2 separate regions of the Homo sapiens genome follow, and region 2 is linked to region 1. The links are chromatin contacts, found by Hi-C or POLR2A ChIA-PET in ENCODE. All regions are on one chromosome and are shown on one strand. Each heading gives the region's core, a stretch centred on a gene start or an enhancer-like site at or near the end of the contact. The rest is flanking DNA. Distances are from core to core; before and after follow the strand shown. Region 1 has its middle 56 kb from the start of LRRC74A. Region 2 has its middle 21 kb from the start of LINC01629.

Region 1 (6,331 bases), core at 1,231-3,730:
AAACCTCCGGAAACCAGGAGGGGCTGTGGAAGTGCCAGGGGCCCAGGAGCCTGAGCTGGGAATGGGAAGGAGAAGGCAGAGGTGGGGCTGGGGATGAGGCCTGCCCAGGCCCAGTGTGGAAGTGCTGGGTTGGTCCACCCTTCCTGTCTCCCGCAGCCGGTCCCTTCAGTCTCCTCCCCCGCCCTGCCCTCTGGGCTTTCCTCTGGGCTGGCTTTTCACAAACCTCTGACGAGTGTGAGGAATGAAATTCTGACCTGAGCCCACCCTCTCCCGGCCTCCCGGGAACATGGGCGTTTGAATGGAAGGGATTCGCAGCCTGGGTCCTGGAGGTGCAAAGGAAGGCGTCTGGCTGGTCCAGCCCTCAGCCTCAGGGAACCAGGGTGCGGATGTTGAGTGTGCCCTGCCCAGGGACTGTGGCTCCAGCCTGGTCCGGCTCTGCCAGGGAAGGCAGACGGGGTGGTCTGGCTTCCGAGAGTCGGGCCAGTGTCTGGGCTGGGCCTCAGGCAGATCCCCTGGGCTGCATCTCCACTCTCCCTGCCTCCTACACAGGGTGGGGTTCCCTTCCCACCCTCTTCTGTGGAGCCCAGATCCTCTCCAGCCCTGGTCTGGGACCCGGGGCCCACTCCCCTCCTGCCAGCTTATGTCCCAGCACTGCTTGACCCTGGCCCAACTGTGAGGGACAGGAGAGCCACAAGAGCAGCCGGCCGCATCCAGGAGGTGGAAACCAGGAGTCAGCTGGGCCCATGCTGGAGGAGCAAGGCACCCGGCCGGCTGCCTGCTGGGGGAGTTTCTGAATTGCCTACTGGCTGAGACTGTCAAAGGGGTGTGAACCAGAGCAACTCCATATTGAATAGGAGCTGGGTAAAATGAGGCTGAGGCCTACTAGGCTGCATTCCCAGACGGTTAGGAATTCTAAGTCACAGGATGAGATAGGAGGTCAGCACAAGATACAGGTCATAAAGACCTTGCTGATAAAACAGTTTGCAGTAAAGACGCCGGCCAAAACCCACCAAAACTAAAATGGCGACAAGAGTGACTTCTGGTCGTCCTCACTGCTACACTCCCACCAGCTCCATGACAGTGTACAAATGCCATGGCAACGTCAGAAAGTTACCCTATATGGTCTAAAAAGGGGAGGCATGAATAATCCACCTTCTGTTTAGCATATTATCAAGAAATAACCATAAAAATGGGCAATCAGCAGCCCTCAGGGCTGCTCTGTCTATGGGGTGGCCATTCTTTATTCCTTTACTTTCTTAATCAACTTGCTTTTGCTTTGCACTGCGGAGTCCCCCTGAATTCTTTCTTGCGCGAGATCCAAGAACTCTCTCTTGGGGTCTGCATCGGGACCCCTTTTCTGTAATAAGACCAGAGGTCAGAGCGGGCCTGGGCTGGCCCTGCTGGCGGAGGCCCTGAAGAGCTTTATCCTGGCTCCAGGCCTCACCACCGCCACCCTCCGCCTCACACTCCCCTTGTGCCCACCTCAGACCTGCAGCCTCCTCCAACAGCGAGTTCTAGCTGAAGTGGCTCACCTGCTTGCCCACCACCCATGGAGGGCCTTGGCAGGGAGGGGCCTATCTTCCCCTGGCCCCTGCCCTTCTTTCTTCCTGACCCCACCTGCAGCCTGTGGAGGTCAGGGCTGTTTCCTCTCTCTCCTCTCTTCCGGAAACCCACGTGCCACCTGGCCAACCTCGAAAGGAGGCCCTGCTGGGTTCTTCATCTTTCTCCTTCCAGCTGTGGAGAGGTGGGGGTTGGGGCGGGGCAGAAGGATGGGTTGTCTGTTCCAACACCCTCCGATTCTGTTTCCCAGACAGGAAGGCCCTTTGTGTATAAATGTCCTCACCCTAGATGGGGTCTGCTAGATAATGTGTGGGCCATTTGTTAAAAAATTGTTAAGAATTTCAAGACGGAGACAACAGAGCATGAAGCCAAGTGGCCGATCCTTCCATGTGCGGAGCCTCGTGTGACCACACAGGTTGAACACCCACAAAACTGGCCCTGCCCCCGGAAAGCCCTAGGCCCTCCTCGGCCTCGCCGTCTCTCTCCTGGACCATAGATGCGGTGGAGACCTTGGCTGGAAGGCAAGTCTGAGCGGACCTCCACCCTACCCTCTCCTTCGCTTCTCACAGTCTCCTCAGTGGAAGTGTCTAATGCTCCATCTCGACCTTCTTCCCGGGGAAACTGAGGCAACGGGGAGGACTGGGGCCTCCCGATCCCATGCAGTCCCACCCATCCCAGTTGGCCAAGGGAGGGCTGATGGTGGTGGCTGAGTCCAGGGCTTCCCCTGCGTTGCCCAGGATCTGTTAGTCTCAGTGTTCCTGGTGGGCCAGGGAGAAGTCCCTGCCTTGGCCTTCTGTTACCCATTAGCGCCAGCGTTCCTGAGGGGAGGGAGCCAGCGGATTTTGGGGGCACTTTGCCAGTTCCAGGCCAGGCCTCCCTGCAGCCACAGCTGGGGCACTTTGTTCTTTGCAGCCGATGCATAGCAGCTGGCTCCACCAGCAACCAGGCAGGATGGCCACCCTTGGGCTGTTCAGTTCCCTGAACGAGGGAGAGGCCAGGGCTTTGGATTGGGATCCAGGATTTGCTTGACTCTGGCAGCCCCAGCTGGGCTGAAGTCAGGGGAAGCAGAAGCAGGCAGGCCATCCACAGGGTCTGGAAATGATCTCTCCAATAGCAGAGAAAGGCCAGGCCCTGGGGAAGGTGGAATGACCACTCTGCCCTGGCAGGCCCCGCAGGATGCAGCCAATGGTCCAGGCTTCCAGGTCTGCCACCAGCTTCAGGGACCATAAGACCCACCACCCCTCCTACCAGGGAGCACTTAGTCAGGGCCTGGTGAGGGGCAAAGTGGTCTCGGGGCACCTCCTGCACCTATCCTCACAAAAGCCAAGGAGAGGGGTCCTCTTATTATAATAACGAGATTCAGATAATCGAGCCACTGCTTCCAGCCCACAGAGCCACTATGTCGCCCACATGTGGGGGTCGTCACAGTGGGAATGTATGGGGGCTACTTGTGTAATGTGCACCTCCCTGATTAAGGCTCTAAGCTCTGTGTCACTGAGCAGAGCTGCCATGTGCATTTATGTCTGGCCAATGCGATGTTCAACATCGTGACTCTGGTGCTACGCACAGTGCCTGGCACATAATAGGACCTCCATAGGTAATACGGGAAGAAAGGAGACCATTGGGTCAGGATCCCAACACAGGTCAGCTTGATCCTGAGCCTGTGCGCTAAACCACTGCGCACACTACCTCACTGTCACCCGAGGTCTCTCTTGACAAACTTCTGGAAGGCTGGTGAAGGTCCTGGGAACAGACCCAGATAGAGCCCTGCACCCAGTCTAGGCTGGAAAGCAGATAGCACTGGCCTTGACTTCATGGAAGGAGCTTAGGGAAAGGGGGAAGGACACCCTGTCTCCCCTTCTCCGTCCCCCTATCAAGAGTCCCCACTCCTGAGGCTTTGGGAAGGTCCCTCCTCCATGGAAGACCTCACTGGGCCAGCTGGTTCCTGGGTGGCTTCTTACTTCCCCAGCCCCGTAAGGCAGGGGTCATGGGCAGCTGGAGGAGTCTGGCCCTGCATGGGCTGGGTAGCAGGGAGGGCTTCAATAGGGAGGCCTTTCCTGGAAGAAATAACTACATTTGTAGCGTGCTTCCAATCTTGCTCCATGGAGCAATTCAGTCCTTGGCTTTCACGGTGCAGCTGGATCATCTGCTTTCACAGTTTTGCTGGAACCTCAGCCTCCAGGCCAACACTTCTGTTGTCTCAAGCATCTGAGGGTGTTCACCCCAGACATATTTACACCAGGCACTGCCAGCCTACTGGGGCGGTGTGTCTGCCAGAGAGGCGTTCAGGAAACCCCACAGCTGGGCTGCTGAGAGCGGTCTCACTGTCCTTTAAATGTATTCATTAGAATCCTCTCTGAGCCTCTCCTCTGTCCCACGCTAAGTAGGCAGATCCACCAGGGGAAGCACAGCCCTGGACTCAAGGGGCTGCCAGGCCAGTAGGGGAGGAAAACATGCCAGCAGACAACAATCACAGAGGGATGCTAGTGTGCAGGGACACATGGAGGGGCCCGAATGTCCTAGGGGGCTTTTGGCTACAAGTAACAGAGAAATCAACTCATCCTAGACATAGGATGTGATTGTGGGTTTGTTTGTTTGTTTGTTTTTTTGAGACAGAGTTTCACTCTGGCCCAGGCTGGAGTGCAGTGGCGTGATCTCGGCTCATTGCAGCTTTGATCTCCTGGGCTCAAGCAATCCTCCCATTTCAGCCTCCTGAGTAGCTGGGACTACAGGTGCTCACCACCATGCCCAGCCAATTTTTGTACTTCGTGTAGAGATGGAGTTTTGTCATGTTGCCCAGGCTGGTCTCAAACTCCTGGGCTCAAGCAATCCTCCTGCTTCAGCCTCCCAAAATGCTGAGATTACAGGCATGAGCCACCTTGCTTGGTGACATAGGATGCTTATTGGTTCACTTGACAGGGAGGGGATTGGGACAGTGTTGCCTAGCGAGACTGCCTCATCCCATCTTTCTGCTCAGCCATCCTCAATGCTTTTGGTGATGCCACAATACCGAGCATTATATCCGCTTATTGAAAACCAGAGTGGAAGGGCAGGCTCTCCTGTACCTGTTCCTTTTATCAAGAAGGAAAAGCTTTCCCAGAAGCTCCCATCAGACATCCTGTTACATCTAATTGGCTCAGCTAGGTCACATGGGCATGGATAGCTACAAGGGAGGCTGGGAAATGGAGTAGCCTGCATTCTCAGTTCTGTATCAGTAGAAAACAGGACAGAGGAAATGGCACGGAGCTGGAAAGAGGTTATCTGCCCCTGCTTTATCTAGAACAGGTGCTCTCAACCACAGAATGATCAACATTCTGGCCTAAAAAATTACTGTGAGGGCAGGAAGTTTTGCAGCGTCCTTGGCCTCTAGCCCCTGGATGCACCCCTACACCTCTCCTCCAAGCTATGACAGCCCAAAACACTTCCAGACATTGCCAAATGTCCTGCTGGGGAGGGAAGTGAAATCACCCTCATCAGGTTGGTCTTGAACTCCTGGCCTCAAGCAATCCTCCTACAATGGCCTCCCAAAGTGCTAGGATTACAGGTGTGAGTCAAGGTGCCCAGCCCACCCTCCACTGAGAAGCACTGATCTAAGAGTCTTCACTAAGCCATACTGAGAAGTTAGGGAAGGTTTCCCTGGAGGAGGTACTGACTGAGCTCAGATGTGAAGGGTGTGGAGTTGTAGAGCTGGGGAAGGGGGAACACGGGCTGGAACCAGGTCTTTAAGCCCAGTGTTTCATCCACTATACCTGACGCTTATGAGGCAGCACTGATAAGGGAATTGCTACATGACCGATGCCCACTGCTACGGCTGGAGCCATTTTCCTGGCGATGTGGGCACACCAGTGGGCAGGAGGGGTTGTAGGAGAAACTGCCCTAGTCTTGGAGACCATGAGATTGATGACTTCTGCCCAGTGTCTCCTACCTCTGATTTCCTCCCAGCTAGACAGAGAGTCCTTGAGTTCTGGTGTGACAGTGACAACCAAAGACTAGAGTGGGGTCCTGTTGGGAGAGTCGGAGTTTAGTGCCTGCCCCCCTCCTTTGTTGTCAATCAGACACTTGGGGCCCACCTGTGCTGTCCTCGCACTGCCCACCCACCCCCACTGTTTTTGGGAAAGACTTTGCGGGGCCACCTTTTTGCTTGGTCACTTTCCAGAACCCCACACTCTGGGCTGTGCACTCACTGGGCTCTCCTCTCAGTCCCCTTTGCTGGGTCTTTCCCTCCTGGCAGTCTTCGTCACGCTGGTGTTCCTCGGGCCTTGGTCCCTTTTCTTCTCTGTCCGCACTCAGACCCTTCGGGACCTCATTTGGCCTCATGGCATTAAATAACATCTACACACACAGCACTCCCAAATACGCACCCTAGTTCACCACCCCCAGCCAAAGCCCACTTTTGGATGTTTTTTTTTTTTAATTTTTGAGACAAGGTCTTGTTCTGTCACCCAGGCTGGAGTGCAGTGGCGTGATCTCAGCTTACTGCAGCCTTGATCTCCTGGGCTTAAGCGATCCTCCCACCTCAGCCTCCTGAGTAGCTGGGAACACAGGAACACACTACCATGCCCAGCTAATTTTTTGATTTTTTTGTAGATACGGGATCTTACTTTGTTGCCCAGACTGGTCTTGAACTCCTGGGCTCAAGCGATCATCCTACTTCAGTCTCCCAAAGTGCTGGGATTACAGGCCACCACACCTGGCCCATTTTTGTATTTCTAATGGCCACCTGACTCCTCTCCACAATACCTAGTAGACTTCCCCAAAGTAATTCCTGATT
Region 2 (6,846 bases), core at 3,639-6,138, 55 kb before region 1:
ATCTCAGGAGGATAACAGCTGCCTCCTATCCCCTGCACTAAAACCCCTCTGCTGGCTAAGGACAGCAGCTAAGTCACATCTAAGCCTGCCCTGCTTGTTCTGGGTTTAACAATCTCAGTGTTTCCTCCCACCCACCCGCTCGCCCATGGCCAAGAGAAGAACAAACCCCAGCGTAGGTGGAGAAGTGGGGGCCGGGGTGATGCTGTGCAGGCCTGTCCAAGGCCTCCTGGCTTTTCAGGAAAGGGTGTCCTCATGTCTGTGGGACTACCGAAGCCAGGCTTGGTTCCCTGAAACTCCTCCGCCCACAGGTCAGACTCCTGCAGGGACAATCAAGGGTGTCATGGGTGTGAGACGGGGACTTTCCTGGTCAAGCCTTCTGGACACCCCCCTCCCCTCATCCCAGCTGCACTCCCCAGAACAGCAGCAGCTGCCACTAGATAGGAAGGACCCCACCTCTGGTGTCCTTGGGGAAAGGGGCCTTGCATAGGCGGTGACACAAGCCACTTGGTCCCAGCTGCGGGTGAGGGGAGGGGCTAACACTTCCAGAAGACCCTGAACTCTGGCAGGCCTGATTGCTTTGCTCCAGGGCTGGTCTCAGCTGCTATCATGGATCCCTGGGAGCAGCTGGAGGGAAGAGAGATGGCATCCAGCGCCGATCGATCGTGGGAAGAAGCTGGCCCCTTTGGGAGGTAGCCCTGGGGCATGGCAGCACCACTCCTATCTAGGCTACCTCTGATGATTTTGGTTCTTTCTTTGCATTTCTGAGTCTAAGTTTTCATATCTGGAAAATGGGGATAGAACAATATCTACGTTCTGTGAGAATGGAGTGAAACGATGGACAAGACAAGCCTAGCACAGTTCTGGCACACCGTAGGTGCTGGATGAGTTTTCTCCTAGAATTTTCTTTTTTCTCCATACTCTCCCCTCTGTTACCGTCTGTAGAAGTGGAATTGCTTACCAGTGGTGGGGATGCTCTTGTAGGGAGAACGAGATCCTTCTGGTTCTGAAATATCCCTGCCTTTGCTGACAAGATTACAAGCCTGTATTGCTTTTTGCTTTTTTTTTTTTTTAATTGAGACAGAGTCTTACTCTGTCACCCAGGCTGGAGTGCAGTGGCTCACCGCAACCTCTGCCTCCTGGGTTCAAGCAATTCTCCCACCTCAGCCTCTAGAGTAGCTGGGATTACAGGCGCCCGCCACCACGCCCGGCTAATTGTGTGTGTGTGTGTGTGTGTGTGTGTGTGTGTGTGTGTGTGTGTGTGTGTGTGTGTGTTTAGTAAAGATGGGGTTTCACCATGTTGGCCAGGCTGGTCTTGAACTCCTGACCTCAAGTGATCTGCCCGCCTCAGCCTCCCAAAGTGCTGGAATTACAGGCGTGAGCCACCAGGCCCGGCTGTTTTTTTGTTTGTTTTTTAGAGACAGGGGTCTCACTTTGTCACCCAGGCTGGAGTGCAGTGGTGCAACCATAGCTCACTGCAGCCTCGATCTCCTGGGCCCAGGTGATCCTCTCACCTCAGCTTCCCAAGTAGCTGGGACCACAGGGGTGCGCCACCACACATTGCTAACTCATCATTTCTATTTTTATTTTTTGTAGAGCCAGGGTCTTGCTATGTTGCCTAGGCTGGTCTCAAACTCCTGGGCTCAAGCAGTCCTGTCTTGGCTTCCCAAAGTGTTGGGATTGCAGGCATGAGCCACTGCACGCGGCCCAAACTTGTATTTTGTTAACATAAATAAATGATAGAGAAGGCAGGCGAGAAGCGTAGCTGCCAGGCTGTGGGCCCACTGTAGCTGCCCACGCTTTCCAGTGGGTGCTGTGGAAGGGGAGGTCCTAGGTGGGGTGGGCTCCCTACCTCCCCTGACTGTGGCCCCGCAGCTGGGGAGGGATCTGGAAAGGGGATCATGGGCATGGTGATAGGAGACTGGTATTCCAGACTTCCCAGGTTGGGAGCCCAGTTGAGAGAGGAGGGGGGCTGGATGGGAGCCGGCCCTGGGGGAGATGGGGAGGGGCTAGGGGCCATTTGCTCTTCCAGCCAGCTGACCCTGTTATTTTTAGCCCTGGAATGCTCCTCCCAAGCCCCCTTCACTTCTATTTATCTTGCTTTGGAGTCTTGGTTCTTTCCCAGAAATTCCACATGAGGGGAGGCAGAGGGGATTGAGGGTGCCAGGAAGAATGGGACACACTGGCTGGGGCTGGGCTGAGGAAGAGGAGGAAGCTGCTCTCCTTCTCCCCACCCCAGCCCAGAGGCTGCCTTTTCCTCCTTTCTCCATTTTGGCTGGAAAATGGAAAAAACCTGGCTCAGAGAACACTCAGCTGTCACCAAGTTATCCTTCCTTCTTCTCAACCACCCAGATGAGACCTCCATTGTCCCCAGCCCAGGCCTTGGCTGCCCATCCTCTCACTTTTCCTTCAGGGAGCTCAGGGGACGGTTGGGGTGGTCAGGAAGGGTTTGCCTTGGAACCCGTAGCTGTGCATCAGGACACACTGGGGGTCCCTGGAAGGAGTTCCTGTGTGAAAATAAAAGAAGGGCCAGGTGTGGTGGCTCACGTCTATAATCCCAGCACTTTGGAAGGCCGAGGCGGGTGGATCACTTGATCCCAGGAGTTCGAGATCAGCCTGGGCAACATAGTGACACCTCATCTCTACCAAAAATTAAAAAAATTAGTTGGGCATGTTAGCACGTGCCCTGGGAGGCTGAGGTGGGAGGATTGCTTAAACCCGGGAGGTCGAGGCTGCAGTGAGCTGTGACTGTGCCACTGCACTCCAGCCTGGGCAACACAGTGAGACCCTGTCTCAAAAAAAAAAAAAAAAAGAAGAAAAGAAAAGAAAGAAAAAAAGAGAAAATGAACAGAATGAACAGGGGCAGTTAGAAAAGAATTGGTATGAATGCTGGAGGTTTTCTCAGCACTCCCTGAGCTTCAGTTGCATCCTCTGTAAAATGGGAATGACAACAGTTCCCTCTCTATGAGGGATCTGCTGGGGCATGAGCTGGTGAATAGATGGCACCATTTACACGTGGAAACCACTCCATCAATGTCGCCAGTGCTGGCAGGATGGGCCAATCCCAAGGCGGGTGTGCTTTTGGGTACTGATGGGGCCTGAGCCTCCTGAAGGCCACACCCCTCCCCAGCCTACTTTAGTTGCTGTCAGGCTGCAGAGTGCTCTGCTCTGGGCTCTTGGTGTTTTTCTTTTTTTTTTTTCTTTTTTTAAATTTTTTTATTTTTATTTTTTGAGACAGTTTTTCCTCTTGTTGCCCAGGCTGGAGTGCAATGGTGTGATCTCAGCTCGCTGAAACCTCCGCCTCCTGGGTTCAAGCGATTCTCCTACCTCAGCCTCCCGAGTGCTGGGATTACAGGCATGTGCCACCACGCCCTGCTAATTTTTTGTATTTATAGTAGAGACGGGGTTTCTCCATGTTGGTCAGGTTGGTCTCAAACTCCCGACCTCAGGTGATCTGCCCGCCTCGGCCTCCCAAAGTGTTGGGATTACAGGCGTGAGCCACCGCACCCAGCCTGCTCTGGGCTCTTGTTACAGGTGAATGTCACTCACTGGCAGCTCTCCCTGCTCCCCCCAGCACAGGGGTGAAAGTGGGCAGTAATTCTGGGATAAGGGACACTTTGAGGCAAGGTAATCCCCTCCTGCCAGTCCCTGGAGGAGAGGAGGGGAGTGTGCCTCTGAGGCTCCCCAGCAGGGTGGGCACGCTTTCTCTTCCTGTCCTGTTCTCCAAGCCTCCTTGTGGGAAAAGTCCATCAGCCCTTAGGGAGGGCCGGGCATCACCTGGAGCTGGCGCTAGGGAGAGAGGCCAAGGCAGTCAATGAAGAGCCTTGGTGGGCCCAGTGCTGAAGGAACGGTGGAATATTCTGGTCATGAGTCAGTCAAAAATGGCCAAGCTCCAGGCCTGGCGGTAGCCTTGGGGGTCTATGTGTAGAAGAGAGGGTGGACATGCCTGGGCCAGTTCTGGATAAAGGCAGGGGATGGGGAAAGCCATCTGGGGCAACCACTGTCCCCCTGGCATGGGATTAATGCCACTTAGAGGTGGAAAAGAGGCAGCAGCTGCCATATCCCAGGAAAGTCACTGACCTTTAGAACAGGAGACAGAAATAGCCCTGGAGAGTTCAGAATCCTGTGTGAGAGAGGTGGCCAGGCCAGGCAGGGCAGGCCCCAACATGAGGAGGGGAGGAGAACCATGTTAGTACCCACTGTGTCAGACATGATGCCCGGCATTTCACAGGCCTTCCTCACTTACTTTCCACCTCCAGCCAGCAGGGTATGCATGATTGTCTCCATTTTATGGATGAGGAAACTGAGGCTCAGAGAGGCGTGGCCAAACTTGTCGTCAGCAGAGTTGGGGCTGAGCCAGACCTCGCTTGTCTGACAGTCCACGTGTCCCCATGGCTTCCTTCACCCCCAGCCCAGTTGCTGCTGCCATCATGGGTGTTGGATGGGGTTATCCAGCTGAACCTGTACTCAGCTAGCCTGGTATAGGGGGGTGGAAAACCTCTCATTGAGGCCTGGAGGCTCCAAAAGGTGAAACTCAACTACTTCTGCTTATGAAGTCACCCCAGAGCCTCTTAATCTTGGCAGCCTTTGGCCAACTTTCCTTTTCTCCCTTGCTCACGGAAAGAGGGACTGCCAACATTTCTCCCCTTACGTCACCTCAATTGTGCCAGGCTCAGGGCTAGGTGGAACCCCTGGAGACCCCTCCCCTGTGGCAGTGGCAAGGATAAGCTTGGGGGAAAGGGCCCAGTCAAGCCAAGGTCTGAGAGGGTAAGAATAACAACGTGTTAAAATAACACGCTGACTGGCTGGTGGGCTCCTCCTCCCTTCCCTGATGGTGTTCCAGCCTCAGCAGCTCCCAGCTGTTTCTGCTTATCTGAAGCCAGGGAGACTGGTTGCCTGGATACCAGGCTGCTGATTCGCAGTTGGGTCCTTCAGGGGCAGGCAGAGCTGCTGCATCTCCAGCCAGCTGGGCGTGGCACCCTCAGCCCCCTGCACCGGCCCTGGGAAAGGTGGCAGGGAGGACTGGGGGTCAGGTGGGGAGCGCTGATGGAAGAGACCCCTTGTGCCGGAGTTGTTAGAGAATCTGAGCCCTGCCGTTTGCTGGCTGTGTGACCTTGCTCGTGCTAACCTCTCTGAGCTTTTGTTTCTTTATCTGTGAAGAGGGGATAAATATCCCCTGCCTCGAAGAGCTGTTGAAAGAATAGATGTGGGCTGGGCACGGTGGCTCACGCCTGTAATCCCAGCACTTTAAGAGGACAAGGCTGGTGGATCACTTGAAGTCAGGAGTTTGGGACCATCCTGGCCAACATGGCAAAACCCCATCTCTACTAAAAATACAAAAATTAGCTGGGCGTGGTGGCACATACCTGTAATCCCTGCTATTCAGGAGGCTGAGGTACAAGAATCACTGGAACCCGGGAGGGAGGTTGCAGTGAGCCGAGATTGTGCTGTTGCACTACAGTCTGGGCGAAAGAGCCAGACTCTGCCTCAGAAGAAAAAAAAAAAAGAATAAATATGATGAGTAAGTGACTGCACAACAGAGCACTACAGCTCAGTAATCCTGACAGCCTACCCAGCACCGTTGGGCCCCATCCAGAACCTTTGGTCTGCATCCCACAGGGAAGCCATGCGGGGTCACTGAAGCAGGCAGCTGGGGAGCCTCAGAGGAGGTGGCCTCGAGCCTGCTTCCATCCTCTAGGGATGGAGGCTATGACCCAACCTGGGGCCCTCAGAACTTAGCTGGGGTTGAAGGGCCAGCCTGGGGATGGGTTGGGGAAGACTAGGCCAGACAGCAGGCCGCTGATGGCATCTTAGGTGATGAAAGGAAAGCCAGCTTTGTGTCCAACCAATGGTGAATGTTCCCGTTCAGCATCCTTTCCTGGCAAAGGGAGAAGTTGCCGGATTGCAGGTGGAAGACTAGGGAAGGAGGCAAGAAAGCCCAGCATCGTGAGCTGTCTAAGGTCCCTGTCACCTGCCCTGGTTGAGTAAAGAAGACAGCAAGACTGGGCTGGGCGCAGTGGCTCACACCTGTAATCCCAACACTTTGGGAGGCTGAGGTGGGCAGATCACCTGAGGTCGGGAGTTTGAGACCAGCCTGGCCAACACGGAGAAACCCTGTCTCTACTAAAAATACAAAATTAGCCAGGCATGGTGGCAGGTGCTTGTAATCCCAGCTACTCGGGAGGCTGAGGCAGGAGAATCACTTGAACCTGGGAGGCGGAGGTTGCGGTGAGCCGAGATCACACCACTGCTCTCCAGCCTGGGCAACAAGAGCGAAACTCCATCTCAAAAAAAAAAAAAAAAGACTGCAAGGCCAAGGGAGCAGGAACAGGACCAAGAGGACATGTCCTTCTGGTCTGCTCAGATCTAGTGGTCCCCATGTGACCTTTTTTCACTTAAGAGATGAGTGAGGCAAGCTCAGGGCTGTGGGCTGGGGGCTGGCAGAGCTGGGCGGGAGAAACCTGAATCTCCTCTGCAGGAAGGGCTGTTCCCAAGCTCATCTGCTGGCTCTCCCGAAACCTCTCCAGAGCCAGGCCCATGGAGCAGGCACTGGGTCCAGATGAGAAGCAGCAAATAACCATGGGCTCTCAGTGGCCCCGAGGGGTGTGCAGGGCCATCACAGACCCTCTTCTTCACCCTCCTGACTTAGGAAAAGGGCAGCGAAGAAAAGGGCAAGTGGGAAGGGAAGGGAGGGGGTGCTGTTTCACCAGGGCCTGTACCTTTTTACTCCCTTAATGCAGCAGGAGAGCAGCCTGTGCCTGCTGGTAGCAAAGAGACCGGAGCCCATGAATAATGCAAAGAAGAGCATGGGGCAGCTAGAAAATGGTTACTGTTTCGTCAAAGTGGGGA

The links. Hi-C counts contacts between places; a loop is a spot of excess contacts on that map. ChIA-PET counts read pairs that join two places held with the same protein, here RNA polymerase II (POLR2A). Pooled maps may share reads with other maps.
Region 2: a pooled map shows a loop between it and region 1 (3-fold over the local background). The contact joins two enhancer-like sites. A Hi-C loop is called at or near these places in 8 of 168 maps with a recorded cell type or tissue (B cell, Calu3, GM12878 and 4 more), 6 of 37 single-sample maps with no recorded cell type and 17 of 50 pooled maps. POLR2A ChIA-PET finds 5 or more read pairs at or near these places in 11 of 52 experiments (A549, AG04449, GM12878 and 8 more).

The regions. Positions count from the first base shown.
Region 1 is chr14:76,879,014-76,885,344 of GRCh38, reverse strand. No RefSeq gene overlaps it. Among named protein-coding and RNA genes, the nearest start is that of LRRC74A, 56 kb to the right of the region's middle. RefSeq lists an enhancer at 298-1,115. Within about 2 kb of position 2,480, at least 2 of the 41 ENCODE cell types and tissues checked have a DNase peak (open chromatin) inside an H3K27ac peak, as active enhancers do.
Region 2 is chr14:76,935,438-76,942,283 of GRCh38, reverse strand. No RefSeq gene overlaps it. Among named protein-coding and RNA genes, the nearest start is that of LINC01629, 21 kb to the left of the region's middle. RefSeq lists enhancers at 129-238, 1,845-2,345, 6,258-6,846. Within about 2 kb of position 4,888, at least 13 of the 41 ENCODE cell types and tissues checked have a DNase peak (open chromatin) inside an H3K27ac peak, as active enhancers do.